Linked DNA regions of Homo sapiens: region 2 is linked to region 1. Evidence: read pairs that join two places in POLR2A ChIA-PET (ENCODE). Cell type or tissue: Panc1. All regions are shown on one strand.

Region 1 (2,500 bases):
GTTCTGGGAGGATTCCAGCTAATGCACGTTTTCCAACTTCTCTCGGATCACAGCGGTATGCTACTACTACTCACGGGTGGTTTAAGCTCCTAGTCTAAAAACTGGCCAAGAAAGCCAGTTTCTCCACAATGATGCGGAAGCCATCAGCCCCAGTGGCCACTGTTCTTGGAACCATAACAGGCCCTGAGAACTCATGTTTCTACTTCCCAAGATTAATTTGCCCACCTGCTGGGCCAAGTACACATTTAGGTATCTAGAAAAGTGGAGTGTTGTTATTTCTTTTACTGATCTGTGGCCCAACATTGAGGTTATAAAAAACAGCTGTCACTTTTGTGGATTCAGTTATACAGCTCTAGTTATTTAGTATTTATTTACTCCCTAGCTCTTAAAGGTGATGGGAATAAAGTTCTCAATGCTCATTATTGGTGAAGTAAATATTTTCCAAACTAGAAGTGTTAGTTTTTTATTTTAAAATTCTTCTCAGCATACACTTTTTTGATAAAGGCTTGGTTTTAGATAAAAAATAAAATTTAAAAAAATTAAAATAAAAATAAAGGAATTAGGATTATTGCCTAATATATGAACATATGAACAACATACATAGTGAATGCAATATTTTTAAATCTAGAAAATAAACATGAAAGCTGGAAACCAAGGAAGGGGCGGCAACTTACAAGTGTCAGATATTCTGCTGGGCACTGAGGTTAAGTCTCTCATGAAATTTAATATTCTATAGGTGTGGTCAGGTCAGATAAATTAGAGCTTGCTAATGAAAATGTGAAATAAATTGTAGAAGCATCACACACTTTTGAAAACTATTTACATTTAGCTAAATCACTGAATAGACCAACATGATCTATTGACTATGCAATGAGTTAACAGGCCTGGGTAACCATATGTTGTTTGATTTTGGGAAATAGTACAGCAAAGTCACTTAAGATAATCTGCCTATGGTTCAATGGAGAGAGCATTCTAACAATTTCTTTATTTTTCACCTGGAAAAACTTCTCTCATTCAATTGCTTTTTTTTATGACTACTCTAGATATCTAAACATTGCACTTGAACCACAGGCGAAATTTTATAATTCTTTTATTTAAAAATCTTCTTAGGGCTGGTGGGGTTTTGTTATTATTTTAGGCACTATCAAAAATATGGATAAAAGAGAAATCTCAAATTCTCTTTCCCTGGAACTTGTGAAGAAATGGAGATAATGTGAAAGATTGAAACAAACAAACAAGAAAAAGATGAATACATCTTAATCTCTTGTGATTTGAGAAGGAGGCAAGATAACATGTTGAAAGCCCCACTAATCTGAGTTAAAGAAAGTTTGCTACTCATGAGGGCATTTTATGAATATCACTATGATTTTTCAACAGGCCATTTCACCTCTCTGAACATCAACTGCTAACTTAGAAAATGAATGAACTGGACTAACGAATATCTAAAGTCACTTTGAATTCTAAAGTGTTATGGTTCTTTTAAAATCAGTCGCAAAGTGAGATTGGACTAAAAATATTACCTCACCACTCTTACTCATGGTGTCAATTCCCTAAGCCTTCCTATCTTTTAGAAAAGTTTTCTGTTTGCTTAATAATGTATTTCAGTACTAATTGTAATACTAATAGCTTCATGTCAACAGGCGAGCCAAGCTAGAAAAAAAAAAAACAAAAAACAAGAGGTAGACACAGAAGTACTCTAAACCAGCTTGGTTTCATGTAGTCTTGTTTAAAGAAAACTTCCAAATTCCAGCTGTGTACTGTTTAAATGTCTCCTTAAATGAAACTGACAGAGGGAGAATAGGATCCAATTAGCAAGAGTTTCCTTTCCTTGCATCTGATAAGTTAACATCTGTGCCTTCTGATAAAGCCACTCTATTTTTTTTTTAGTGGCATTTGCACTATTCATTAGTTCCCTTTTAGTACAAATAGCTGACTCCAAAAAATGCCCTGGGGCTACAAGGAATTGTTAGACAGGTGGTAGAGAGGCATCACCTGAGAAGAGAACCTCTCCAGCTATACATTTGAGTTTCCACATTAACAATATACATTCAAATGGGAAAGAAAACTTTATTAGTCGCATTGAGTATTTTAATATTTCCAGTGATTCACTTAATATAATGTAATAAGGTTATGATGATATCAATAATGATGGCAAGATTAATTACTAATTCGCAGTTATCTGCTGCTTCTCTTTAAGGTACACAAAGTATTTAAGAAAATGCTGTTGCTGTTGTTGTTGCTGTTGTTGTTTCCTTGTGATTGTGTGTCCCTGTTCAGACGGGAAATTTTTTTTTCTCTTACCCTCATTCCCAAATATCAGGCCCTCAGGTTATATTTTTGTTTGCAGAATTCTCAGCCCTCCTCCAATTTTTCTGCCAATTTCCCCCCAGCTCTATCATGTCAGACAATGTCCTCTGGAGCCTCCATCTGTCAGCAAGCACCTCCATCCTTCTGTTTCTGCACGTAATACTCCCTCCTCTTCTGTCTTAAAGGAATTCAG
Region 2 (2,500 bases), 70 kb before region 1:
TGAAATGAAAGCCTAAAAGAAAACTCATATAACATCTGGTGTCCTTTATCCCCTGATGGCCTTTCATAGGATGATATGATGAGCTCGTTCTGATTTAAGACCTGATGATTTGGTTTGAGAAAACAGGAGGAGGGGGCTAGATGCAGCCAGGCTGGCAGCAAATTGGGATACAAAAATCTGCTCAAATAATTGGAAACACGACAGATTTTTTTTTTTGTAACTGATGCCAGTGGCATCTTAGTTTATCCATCTCTCTCAGTTGAATTTGTAAAGTGCATTATCTTATTGGTTTTAAAGTTTCCATCTCACTTATTTGCAGACGGAAATGTGAGCAAATCAGTCATGATGGATTGCCTAATTTTCTGGGCTGAATAAACCAGTTTTATGAGATTGTTGATTCCTAGATTATTAGTTAACAGAAACATTGATCAAGTTTTAACCTAAAAAAAAAAAAAAAAGCTTATCAGACTATTGCATTTAAACTGTTTCCTTATCGTTACATTTCCTTATTTTTACAATACTTATAGTATTGATAATGAATACGCTCATTAAAAAATTTAGAGAGCGTCTCATAGAGGGTTTTTCCTTTGCTTTTTGTATTTTCAATCCAAATGCTAAAACTGGGCTGAGCCACAGATGTCAGAAGATTAGTAATTACTCTGCCAGAAATCATCTCTGATCAAAAAGCCAGAGGAGGCCAGGCGCAGTGGCTCACGCCTGTAATCCCAGCACTTTGGGAGGCCGAGGTGGGCAGATCACCTGAGGTCAGGAGTTTGAGACCAGCCTGACCAACATGGCGAAACCCCATCTCTACTAAAAATACAAAAATTAGCCAGGTGTGGTGTCACGTGCCTCTAATCCCAGCTACTCAGTAGGCTGAGGCAGGAGAATCGCTTGAACCCAGGGGGCGGAGGTTGCAGTGAGCCGAGATCGTGCCATCGCACTCCAGCCTGGGCAACAAGAGCGAAACTCTATCTCAAAAAAAAAAAAAAAAAAAAAGGAAGGAAGAAAGAAAAAAAAAAAGCCAGAGGGAGGGGCGGAGAAAAACCATTCCCTACCTAGAAAATATAGGTCCAATTTAATCCGTTGCAGATTTCTTACTGCTTCACTTACAAAAGCTGGGAAATAAGGAAAACCAAATACTATAGAGCCATATTTTTTAAATTAAATGAATCATTTAAGGTTCATTGGCTGTGGAAGTATATGTGGTAATTAACAAGGAGAAGAATTTTTATTTGTTAATCAGAACCTTTTGACAAGGGGTTGCCTGCATGGATGCTCCAAATTTTAATGTTCCAATAAAAGCAATAAGGATCCAATAAAAATCCACCCCTTTATCATGTTTTTCTTCAAATTTGAAGTACAATCACAAAAATAAAATCATTTTGTGCTTTGTTATTTTAAAACTAAGAGTTGTAATAACCATGCCATGGGGGCTTGGGAGTGATTAACATAAATTCAGGCATCATCTTGTGAGTTTTTTTCTTTCTTTCTTTTATTTTCTGTCCGACCTTTTTTATGGTTGCGTCTTAGTGAATATAAACTTTTCCTAGTTAGAATTGCAAGTGAAAGAAGTAGTTTCTTTGCAAAAGGAAAGAAGGGAGTTAAAAACTTTTATGCAAGTAGACTTTACTGTGAAATGTTATCTTTTGTTAGTTCAAAGGTTCCCAAAGATATAAATTCTTCAGAACTGCCCTGAGGTGCTAGGGATGTAAATTGAATACTTTACAATTTGTAGACTGTTCCTGCAGTAATGTGTATCTCCTCTGTGAGTGAGTGTTTGGGGATTTTTCAATTACTGGAGTCTGAAAACTCAGAGATTCTTTAGGGCAGAAAAAAGGCTCTTCTCAAAGTTGAGTCACTGATGTTCAAATTAGCTGCCAAAAGCACTATAATGATCTGTGTTCCAGATTTTGCTAAACAGGGAAAAATGGCCCATTTTTGTCAGGGGGAAAATAACCTCCTCTAAACGCATCCATGAATAACTGCAGGATGGGTTATGCGATAGTTTGAAAGTGAAATGTATTGTTGATATGTGCTGTATATAATAGACTGATGTTGTTTCTAAAAGACTCAAATGAGCTTCTTCATATTTTTTTTAGGATGGTAGCTTAAGTATGGCCTTTAGGCTTACTGTTAACAGATTTTTACAAAATAATAAATGAATACAATGATAAAATGATATATGTGCATTTAAAATTAGGCATATTTCAGAATTCCATATAATGCAGCAAGCTCAAAATAAAGGAGTGACTAACTGAAAATTATAATTTTTAAATTTTCATCTCATTCTGCCAACTTTTTCTTAAAATGTGTGTCTTGCTCCCATCCCCAAATTAATGCAATTTACTGGATTATATTTCCAATTTCTTCTTATGGAAGAGCTGCTAAGCACTAGTGAAATAATACTAAAGAGTTAGCTTGGAGGAAAAGTCACCAAAAAATGAACAAAAGAAATAGCTTAACACTGGTACCTTCCAGCCCACTGGATCATAATGAA

What was found. Peaks named below come from ENCODE experiments on the same cell type or tissue, not always from the same donor. Only the 100,000 strongest peaks of a DNase experiment are listed, where the experiment ranks them.
Region 2: POLR2A ChIA-PET joins it to region 1 with 5 read pairs; 3 of 35 experiments call an interaction of 5 or more read pairs at or near these places.

Annotation. Positions count from the first base shown.
Region 1 is chr6:9,331,882-9,334,381 of GRCh38, reverse strand. No RefSeq gene overlaps it. Among named protein-coding and RNA genes, the nearest start is that of HULC, 680 kb to the right of the region's middle. In Panc1, no CTCF peak of the experiment used is centred here; no DNase peak of the experiment used is centred here.
Region 2 is chr6:9,401,453-9,403,952 of GRCh38, reverse strand. No RefSeq gene overlaps it. Among named protein-coding and RNA genes, the nearest start is that of HULC, 750 kb to the right of the region's middle. In Panc1, no CTCF peak of the experiment used is centred here; no DNase peak of the experiment used is centred here; H3K27ac peaks cover 2,408 bases.